Regions from separate parts of the Homo sapiens genome. Here all the other regions are linked to region 1. Evidence: chromatin contacts called from ENCODE Hi-C or POLR2A ChIA-PET data. All regions are on one chromosome and are shown on one strand. The core of a region is the stretch at or near the end of the contact, and the rest is flanking DNA. Distances in the headings are between cores, read along the strand shown.

Region 1 (3,586 bases), core at 860-3,359:
ATACGTATGTGTGTATATATACACAGTTTGTGAAAGTATTTTGTCTGCTATAATGTACTCTTCAAATATAAAGCAGTAGTATTACTGCTTCCAAAAGGTGATACAGAATAACGCTGCCATTGACAAAGTATGTGTGCATATTCTGCCACCTCGTGGCTAAAAGAAGAAATCATTTTTAATATTTATGCTTCTGGTATTAAGGTAAAATAAGTGAAAGGAACCTTGTTCATATTTTTGGAAACGTCGAACCAAGGCAGAATCTCATTCTGTTGCCCAGGTTGGAGTGCAGTGGTATGATCATAGCTTATTGAAGCCTCAATCTCCTGGGCTCAAGCGGTCCTCCCACCTCAGCCTCCCAGGTAACTGGGACCACAGGTGCCATGCCACCACGCTTGGCTAATTAAAAAATTTTTTTTGTAGAGACAGGGTCTTGCTATGTTAGTCAGGCTGGTCTCAAGTTCCTGGCCTCAAGCAATCCTCCCGCCACGGCCTCTCAAAATGCTGAGATTACAGGCATGAGCCACCACATCTGGCACCCAATTTATCCAATTAATTTCAATATTTACTGAATCTATTAACTTTATATCTTTAATGCAGTAGGAAAACACAGCACCGGAAACATAATTAGATAATTTAAATTTACTTGAACTAAAATTTATGACCTGCCTAACACCACATTTTTTCAAGTCAGGTCTGGTTTTTTTCAAGCATATATTCATTGCACATGAGAGTAGTTATTGGGAGCTACTCTGCTGGGGATACAGCAGAGAAGCCAGCACAAGTTCCTGCTTTCAATGGAGCTTACATTATAGTGGGGAAGATAAACAATAAACAGATAAATACAAAATATGTTAGTTGATGATGAATTTAATGAAGAGAAATGGAGTTGAGCAGGGGGAATCGAGTGTGACTGGCAAGGCCATGTGTGCTCCACTTCAGACAGGGCTGTCAGGGAAGGCCTGGGTGCAGGGAGAGTATTTCAGGCTGGGGAAACAGAAGGGGCAAATTCCTGATGCTGGGAAATATTTGATGTGATTGAAAAACAGCAAGGAAGCAGCAAGGAAGCCAGTGGAGCAGAGTGAGTAGGCGGGTTTTAGGGGACGAGGTCAGAGAGGTGGTGGGGATGCCAGCTTGGTGTAGCCATGGTTAGGACTTCAGACTTGGCATTGGGATTTCTAGGTGAGATGGGAGTCACAGTGTGATTTTAAGTAGTGGAGTGACCTATAATCCTGGGTAACTCTCTCACAAACAAAAGATAATACCAAATAACCTGAGAGACAAGTTTAATAGAATGCCTGGTGAGAAATGGTTACCATAAGAATATAAAATTGTTCAAAATATTTATAAAAACAGCTCTTTTAAGAGAACTCAGGGTTATAGAGAAAGAATGCATGGCATCTTTACACTGAAACAAGTTACATCAGGCTGGACATGGTGGCTCACGCCTATAATCCCAACACTTTGGGAGGCCACGGCGGGAGGTTTGCTTAAGCCCAGGAGTATGAGACCAGCCTGTGCAACATAGTAAGGACTCATCTCTATTAAAAATAAAAAAAATTAGCCGAGTGTGGTGGTACACACCTGTAGTCCCAGCTACTCGAGAGGCTGAGGCAGAAGGATCGCTTGAGCCCAGGAGATGGAGGCAGCAGTGAGCTGTGATCACGCCACTGCACTCCAGCTTGGGCAACACTGTCTCAAAAACAAAACAAACAACCAAGAAAAGAAATGAAAAAAAAAAGAGAGAGAGAGAGAGAGAGAAACAAGTTATATCAGGCAAACCAAAGCTATTTTTACTTAGGATTGTCTCTGAAAAAAAGAAAGCTTTCACAATAGTACATAAATTCTCAAGACACTCTTCAATGAAGAAATAAATACTTCCTGAATGTCCACTATATGCAGGTAACCTGAAAAGGCAGGTTACAAGACAGGGCTCCTGCTTTAAAGTCACCTATAATTCAACTGAGGAGATAAAACATATGCATATAAAATAATATCATAAGGAAACGTACAAATTCTGAAGGAGAGCTGGAGACAAGGCAGTGGCATTTGGCAGGAGGAGCTATGCTAATGCCGGGCTGCAGAAGAATGCAGGGTCAGGCAGGAATGGAGGCAGGGAAAACAGGGCAGGGCTGGGGTCCAGGAACAGTGATCTTGGTCTGGGCCAAAAGCCAAGAAAGACCAGGAGTCAAGAGGCCATACTTGGGATTAGAGACTCAGAGAATTTTAAAGGGGAAGAAAAATTGGAGATGATTGAATCCAGGTTTCCTGTTTCACAAAAGAGGAAAATCAGATCAATCAAGATTTCACTGGTTAGTGACAGAGCTGGTCCTAGAACAAAGACCGCTGAGTTTTTGTTTTGTTTTGTTTTGTTTTGTGTTTTCTGAGATGGAGTTTCCCTCTTGTTTCCCAGGCTGGAGTGCAACGGCGTGGTCTCGGCTCACTGCAACCTCTGTCTCCCAGTTCAAGCAATTCTCTGGTCTCAGCCTCCCGAGTAGCTGGAATTACAGGTGCCTGCCACCACGCCCAGATACTTTTTTGTATTTTTAGTAGAGACTGGGTTTCACCATGTTGGCCAGGCTGGTCTCCAACTCCTGACCTCAGGTGATCCACCCACCTCAGCCTCCCAAAGTGTTGGGATTGCAGGCGTGAGCCACTGCACCTGGCTGATCCTTGGGTTTTTAGTCCATTGCTTTTGCACATCACCACCAGGAAAATGACAGTGGACCTATGGAATTCTCAAAATTGCAAAGCAGGGTTGGAAGTGAGCCTCATGGGACCATGAAGAGAACACAGATCATCATGATGGGCTAGAAGCAGGATGCAGATCTAGGAATTAGGTGGTCAGCAAGATGGAAAGAAGTAGCTAGGCCACAGGAGAGTAACTGACCAGTATCTTGAGGACAAATTAAGTGGGCCCAATGCTTGGCAAGGGTAAGAAATCCTGACCCTGTAAACCTGAGCAAGAGGCACGTAGAGAGCAGACAGAATTCAGACTATTCTGAGATGGGGAGGGGCACAGGAAGAGTCATCCAGTGAGAAATCATGCACAGGGGAGTGGGGTGATGGAAAGGTATCATTCCATCTTTCCTAATAATGATGGTACAATCATTTGTCTTTTATTTGGTGGTGGTGGGGGAGGAGCGTGTAAACTGATATGCTTTGGACTTGGTTTTTAGTCTTTAAAAGTTATACTTTTTTGTCAGATATGACTCCTACATGGATAGTACTGGCTAATAAAAGATGCAACTATTTGGGGATATGAAGATGTGTCACCTTTTTTATGTCAGATAATTGAGGTTTTCTATCACTTTTGTTCTACAAAGAAATTGTTAATGTATGTTTCCCGTCAATCTTCAAGTATTACTAAAATTACTAGATCTTTTCTGAAAGATTTTATGGAAAAAAAAAGATTACTACAGAGAACAGACAGAGAAAGGAATACCCCCTTTTCCTATGGACCAAGAGAGAAGTTGGCCTACCCTGTTATTATCACTGAGGCAGGGGGAAAACATGGTCTTTTTTCTGTTCCAGGATCCAACACAGGATGATAATACATTGCATTTAGAAAGATGTCTATTGACAAACA
Region 2 (3,559 bases), core at 660-3,159, 180 kb before region 1:
GCTAGAGTTAGATAATGTGGACTCGAGGTGCAAGAACCAATTTGCCTCAAATAAACCCAACAACCTGTGTCCAGGAAGGAGTTGGACCATCCTGGAGTTGCTTTCTGAGATGGAGAGTGTAGGTCACCTGTGGAGAACCCTTACCAAAGGCATCACTGTCTATAATTTATGAGCGGAACAAGGCACAGCCACAGCCTTCAAGTCAGCCTCCCAGAGTCTCCTGGTAGACAGTTGGGGTTTCTTTCCCCTCCTATTACATGGAAATAAAATATTCTGCAACCTTCCTTAACAAAACAGTCACTTTTTCTACCGAACAGCTCTCTGGAGGCTGGCCACCACGTCAACAAAGGGCACCAGAGATGTGACATTTGATACAATTGCCCAACACTTGGGAAGGGCAGATGCATCTGATTACCAGATTAGCCTTAGACAATAAAGCCTTAAAAGACGTTATGGGACTCCACACGAAGAAACACCAACCTTGCCTCCTCAGTGAAAGTGAGTTTATTTGACCTCAATTTGTTGAATGAAAGCAAAGCCTTCACAGGGCTGCAACCCATGCCTGCACACAGACATGACGCAAGTCCAGCCAGAGCCAGGAAAAGTCTACACTTGCGTGAACCCTCCTGGACAGTAGGTCTTCCTCAGGAAAAATACACCCAGGCAAATCTCCCAGGGGCCACGGGCCATTCACTCACTCACAACATTCACCAGCCTTAACCTAGCAAGTTAGAATAAATCCCAGGGAGTCTTTCAAAAACCCCTTCTGGACCAGGTTTACCAGTTGAAACTGGGCTCTTTCCAATGTTCTAATTGCCATAGTGACATTTAGGAAGAGCTCAATGGCCACAATAGGGCCAAAAACTCCTATTCCTAGGAAACAGGAATGACTTGTTTGAACTAGGGTAGTTGACTGACCCTAGTTCATGAGAGGATCAAGACCCATATAATTAAGGCCCTTAAGGACAAGCCACAAAACCAACAGATGAGCAGACTCCGGAATAAAAATGCATGGTACACAACCACTTGGAATATCCCACAGGACACAATGAGTCATTCCACAAGAGACATTTAAAAAAAGAAGAAGAACCACCAGCAATCTTGAAACATTTAGTTATTTAATCTCCCTTCAAGAGAGAATTTATCTGGGGAAAGACCTCACTGCAAAACACAAACTGGTATATCCGGGTCCCTGGAATACAGGGGTAATGCTTCTGGCCGAGCCAAGAGCTGTGTTTGTGTCTGCAACCTTGACCCATTTGCCACATGCTGTTCTCCAGAGCCAACCTCATGCAGGAAGCTGCCTTGATTGCATTTGGAAGAAGAGAATTCTCATTTTCTCCAATTTCTACTATTCTCATCTTCTCCAATTTTCACTATTATTTAGCGTAATAGTACTTAGCACACTAAACTGCAATTCCCAATTTTTCAATCAGCTCTCCCACACAATGGGAAGCTCCCTGACGACAGGCAATTCACCCCAGTTTTCCCTAGATCCTCCACAGCTAGCACAGTTCACAGTCAGGCACTAAAAACTGTGTGTTGGATGAATGAACAAGCACATACATAAACCATCATACCCGGTATGCTAATTCTGTGTTTTTTTCTAAACATGGGGGTGGGGGAACTGCCAAAGAAGGGAAAGAAGGAAATTAGCAAAGAAAAAAATTATTTCCAGATTTTTAAATGTAACACAATAGAATACAGAATTTTTTTTAAAAAAAGTTCCCTTCTCCACAAGCAAACTTGAATGTCTGAGTTATTCTTAGGGCGTTTTTGGACAGACACTACAACCCTCAGTTACACATCACTTGGCTTCATGAAAAGGTAACAGCTGGACATGCACGGTGGTATGGGCTGTGCGTGTCCCTTCCTAGTGCTGCACTGAGCACACATCTGGGGCTATTTAGCAACTGATTGGAAATTTAGCCTTCTGATTTCCAGTTAAATACTAGGCACAGGAAAACAAATAGCACTTGTTTTTCACTGAGTCTTGTCAGTCATCCAAACTCCAGTGCAGACCAGAGAACTGCCTGTGGTTTGGTGGCAGAGGCCCAAAATATTTGGACCTTTTTTTTTTTAATGCCTCTAGTTTAAGTAAAAGGAATAAACTAGATGTTGGCAGCTCCAGCTTCTTCACCCATCCCTCCCCGCTTCTTGAAAATACAAAACTGGTTTTAAATTTATTAATTTACATTTTTCATTAGGATTAAGTTTTGATTTGTTTTTAATCCAAAGCTAATAGCATAGAGTTTAGTTTCTGTCATTTATTGCAACTGCCCTGCCTTGATATTTACTTGGATTTGCTGAAGAGGCAATGCTCAATTTGCCAGTTTCTGTTCCAAATTAAATTGGGATATAACATCTAGCAGTCGTACTATCAAAGAATCACAGAGTTTAAAAGCTGGGAGGAACTTTAGAGATGAGCTAGTACGATCCCCTCATTTTAGAAATGAGGAAACGAGGTCTGAGTAGTTAAGTGATTTTTTTTCCCGATGATGTATATAACTAGTTAGTGGCAGAGCCAAGACTAGTACTCAGGCCTCCTAACACCCAGGCCAGGGTGTTAACTGGAAACAAAAACCTGAATTACCTCCGAGTAGAGCTGCCCAATAAAGTACAGGACACCCAGTTAAAGTTGAATTTCAGGTAAACAATGAATACTTTTTCAGTATATGTTATGTCCCATATACTACATGGGCACACTAACAAAATGATTTGTTATTTATCTGAAATTCAACTTTAATTGGGCATCCTCTATTTTTATATGCCAGCTCCAGCAATTGTACCTCAAAGACCAAAATCCCCTTCTATGCCCCATCCCCCACTCAAACATACACACATTCACATACATTTGCTCTCTGATTTTAATGATAAATGGCTAGAAAAAAATAGATCACAGCACAGTAATATCGAGAGTGAATGAGGTTGGAAGAAGCTGCTTATTTCTTGAAACTTCTAATCTTAGATACCCTTTTTTCCTTATGAGCATGCAAAGTGACTAAGCCTGACATAAGTAAGCTGGCCAAGGCCTCTGGACTAGGTATTTTAGGTTATTAAAAGCCAGGCACTAGGGTCTCATCTTGAAAACGTCTGCTTGTCCTAGGGCTCCAAGTCTACAGACCTTGCAGGAGAGAATGCTCAAGTTTGGAATACAAATAAAGCAAGATTAAAAAAAAAAAATTAGAGGCCGGGCATAGTGGCTCACACCTGTAATCCCAGTACTTTGGGAGGCCAAGGCAGGTGGACGGCTTCAGCCCAAGAGTTTAAGACCAGCCTGGGCAACAAAGTGAAACCCCATCTTTACAAAAAAAAAAGTCAAAAATTAGCTGGGTGTGGGGGTACATGCCTGTAATCCCAGCTACTCGGGAGGCTGAGGTGAGAGGATGGTTTGAGCCCAGGCAGCAGAGGTTACAGTGAGCCGAGATCATGCCACTGAACTCTAGCTTGGGCTACAGAGCCAGACCCTCTCTCAAAAAAAAAAAGAAAAAAAGAAAAAAAAATCAGGTACATGGAATAAAGTAAAAAGATACATTTAAAAACCTAGTCCCTGCCCAGC
Region 3 (3,752 bases), core at 1-2,500, 230 kb before region 1:
TATTATTCTGCTTTCAAAATATTCTTTTTTTTTTTTTTTTTTTGAGGGTCTCACTTTGTTGCTCAGGCTGGAGGGCAGTGGCGCCCTCAGCTCACTGCAGCCTCCGCCTCCCAGGCAATCCTTCCATTTTAGCCTCCCGAGTAGCTGGAACTACAAGCATGTGCCACCACACCAGCTAATTTTTATATTTCTTGTAAAGACAGGATTTCACCACATTGCCCTGGCTGGTCTCTAACTCATGGGCTCAAGCAATCCATCCATCTGCCTCGACCTCCCAAAGGCCGAGGGACTATAGGCGCGAGCCACTGCGCCCAGCCTTCAAAATATTCTTTTAATTTAATATACACATTTTCTAAAAGTATCTTTGTTCTCCTAGCCTTAGTGCTATTATCCTATAGTTTAACTCCCCTTCATTGCTCATCAGGATTATCACAGAGGCCCCCTTATCTCCACCACTACCCTCCCCCCAATTATTTCCTCCTCCACATTTGCCCCCAGAGTGAATATTCTAGAGCCCAGAGCTGATCATGTTATAACCCTGACTAAACCCCTTGATGACTCTCCTTCCTTTATAGGGAAAAAAATCCACACTCTTTAACATGGCACACAAAGTTCTCCCTCCCTTCTCTATCCTCTCTCTCCAGCCTCCTTTCCTGATGGAGTCCTTCACCCATGGTGGGCTCCCCATACTTAGTAATTTAAGCTTCCCAAATTCTCTATGCTGCTCTTTGTCATCATGCTTTGCAAGCCATCCCAAGACACCCTCCTCCCCAGACCTGCTTTGTTGGCATTTTCTCTGGGGGACCTTTGCTGAGTCTCCCACTGTTCCATCTCCATCCCAGCAGAGCTAGTCTCTCCCACCCTTGCTCATTCCATCCCTCCTCTGTTACACTTGGGCCACAATACCTCCTAGTTCTCTCTCTCTTTTTCTCTTTCTTTTGCTTTTTTTTTTTTTTTTTTTTTTTGCTGTGAGGGCAAGGTCTAGTTCTCAGTCATCTGTATATCCCCAAGGGCTCAGACTGGCATAGAATAGGTCTTCCAGAAATGTTTGGTGAAGGATGATTAAAATGTTAATGTACTTTTTGCAAATGGAGGCCACAGAGGAAACCAGCAATCAGACTATGAAGACGTTCATATGCAGTTTGCACCAGTGCCATGAAGAAGGCAGAAAAAAATTTTGTATCACTGTTTTGGAAATGAGCAGCCTGAGACTCTGATATCGTGTGACTAGAGCCCAAGGTCACAGCTGGAAAGCATCAGGGCAGAAGTTGAATCAGAATTCCAGAGTTCTGCCTAGCAGGCTAAATGACTGGTGAGCGTAGCTCTGTCCCTAGCTGGGGAAGCACTGATGAAGTAACTATTTGTGCACAGCTACTCATTATCCTCAGCAGTGAGGCTGAGACCAGCGGTTGAGATATTATGGTCCACCACCTATTTTTGTATGGCCCATGAGCTAAGAATGAATTTTATATTTTGAAATGATTTTTTAAAAATCAAAAAAGGATATTTCATGACGTGAAAATTATATGAAATTCAAATTGACTCCATAAATGAAGTTTTATATGGATGCAGCTATGCTTATTTACATACTGTCTATGGCTGCTTTCATGCTGTAACAGCAGCGTTGAGTTGTTGAGACAGGGATTGTATGAGCCACAAATAAAAAATAATCACTATCTGGTCCCTTACAGAAAAAGTGTGCTGAGTCCTGCTACAGACCTTGACCCTACTCTTTGGAGTTTAAAAGTGATACATGTTTAGCACCTCTCTTTTCATCTCCATTTTCATTCACCACAGAAGGAACACACACCTTATGTCTGAATTCACAGGGAAGCAAAAAGAACTTGGGAAAATGTGACCCAAACAAGCAGCATCTGAATTGATGTCTATAAAAATAAAGAAGCTAGACAGGATAAAAGAAAACAGAATTGTAAATTCTCAGGATTAACCATCTCCGATGGGTGGGTCAACATTCTGGCCACATGAGTTATCAATGTCTGGCTCTAGGGGAAGGAATGCTACTGGATGAATCAGAGCCACCACAATTGAATGGTGCCCCCTGGAGTTGTGCAACATAGTGGCCCTGGAATGAGGATATATGCAAAAGTATACTTAAATACAATTACTAAGAAAATAAAAATGATTGTATGTTTTTAAGAAAATCTAATTCAGTATGCAGAACACACACTAATTACGCTAACTACAGAATGCACTACCCTGGGAGCTGGGTCCCATCAGCCTCATTGGCACCAATAACAACAATGATGCCTTACATTTGTACATTTGTATGGTGTTTTGCAATAGACAAAAAGCCTTCGGCCTTCACTTATATTGTCTCATTTTAAACTCCCAAGAACTCTATGAAGGAAGAGTATCTACCCACAAACTTCTCCTTTCAAGACGTAGTATTTGATTCCCTGAACTAAGTTCAAAGGCATTTAAAGGTTGCTACAAGATGCATCATGTAAGAAATATACACACTTCTGGGAATAATTCCATCCAATCAACCACCCATGGTTAAACTTTCTCACTCAGAATCCCCAAGCGGTTGAAAAATTATGACTCTCTCCTAAGGAGACCTCCCATGTAAGAGTTTAAGTTTTATAGTAAGGCCTGTGTGATGGATGGCATTGTTTTAAAATTCTTAATGGATTTCTGTTATGATCTAATCCTTTACCCCCACCCCAAATAGGAGCCTTCTCACAGAGCTAAACAGAAACAGTTGTTGTTCATTTCCCCTGGGTGAAGTCTCTTCGTGATTTCTGAGCACAAACAATAACAAGCAGAAGCTGCAGAACTGAGGTTAAAGAATTCTATCCTCGAACTTTTCTCTTCCCGAATCCCTAAGAACCCCTGAGTATAACTAAAATGGCTTGATCTCCACCGGAACCCTACCATCGAGTTGGCATGCTGAGAGGAAAAGAGTGGACTCAACAATATTTACTTTTGGTTTAAGGATAAGATTAAGATTATAAGAAAGGAATCTTAGCTATTGCTGTAAAGAGAACTGTAACAATAAAGATTTCTTTACAGAAAGGACAAACTATAATCAATGTTCTGAATTAAATCTTTTCATATACGCTGAGCAAATTTTGGTCTACCTCTAGAACCAAAATTCCCCTCTTCAGATTGTTCAGCATGGTTTTCATAAACGGGATATTTCTGGGGTTATGCATGAGTAACTGACCACAGCTTTTGGCCTTTAGTGCTCAATTTGGTACTAGGCACCATAGGACGGAGTGGGCCCACAGTGAAACAAGACGTCCAACTGGTACCCACATCTATTGGCATTTGGCAAAGAGAAGAATGGGGAGAGGAAGATTCCTCCTGGAGACTCAGGAGGTCTTTGTGCAGGCCCCATTTAAGACAGAGTTTTTACTAACTTAACGTCACTGTAACTGAACCCTTTTTCTGGATTCTTTCAATATTTATGATATTCATTGCAATTACTTGTTCACTTATCTGTATCCTGCCACTAGACCAGTGTGTCTCACGTGGTGGGTGATTTTTATTCCAGGGGACATTTGGAAACGTCTAGAGACATTTTGAATGGTTACAACTGGGCTGGTGGTGGGAGGGTGTTGCTACTAGCATGTAGTGGGTAGAGACCAGGGACACTGCTTAACATCCTGTAACACACAGGCAGCCCCCCAACTACAAAGGGTATTCCAGCCCAAACACTGATTGTACTGAGATTGAGAAACTTTGCACTAGGCTGTAAAGGCCTTAAAGACAAGATAATTTGTCCACTA

What was found. Hi-C counts contacts between places; a loop is a spot of excess contacts on that map. ChIA-PET counts read pairs that join two places held with the same protein, here RNA polymerase II (POLR2A). Pooled maps may share reads with other maps.
Region 2: a pooled map shows a loop between it and region 1 (4-fold over the local background). The contact joins two enhancer-like sites. A Hi-C loop is called at or near these places in 6 of 50 pooled maps. POLR2A ChIA-PET finds 5 or more read pairs at or near these places in 3 of 52 experiments (HCT116, Panc1 and endothelial cell of umbilical vein).
Region 3: a pooled map shows a loop between it and region 1 (3-fold over the local background). The contact joins two enhancer-like sites. A Hi-C loop is called at or near these places in 1 of 168 maps with a recorded cell type or tissue (endothelial cell of umbilical vein) and 6 of 50 pooled maps.

What each region holds. Positions count from the first base shown.
Region 1 is chr1:91,927,327-91,930,912 of GRCh38, forward strand. No RefSeq gene overlaps it. Among named protein-coding and RNA genes, the nearest start is that of BRDT, 20 kb to the right of the region's middle. Within about 2 kb of position 2,110, at least 2 of the 41 ENCODE cell types and tissues checked have a DNase peak (open chromatin) inside an H3K27ac peak, as active enhancers do.
Region 2 is chr1:91,749,553-91,753,111 of GRCh38, forward strand. All of the region lies in intron 4 of TGFBR3 (transforming growth factor beta receptor 3), which reads right to left. Among named protein-coding and RNA genes, the nearest start is that of TGFBR3, 130 kb to the right of the region's middle. RefSeq lists an enhancer at 3,384-3,559. Within about 2 kb of position 1,910, at least 14 of the 41 ENCODE cell types and tissues checked have a DNase peak (open chromatin) inside an H3K27ac peak, as active enhancers do.
Region 3 is chr1:91,698,490-91,702,241 of GRCh38, forward strand. All of the region lies in intron 14 of TGFBR3 (transforming growth factor beta receptor 3), which reads right to left. Among named protein-coding and RNA genes, the nearest start is that of TGFBR3, 190 kb to the right of the region's middle. Within about 2 kb of position 1,251, at least 5 of the 41 ENCODE cell types and tissues checked have a DNase peak (open chromatin) inside an H3K27ac peak, as active enhancers do.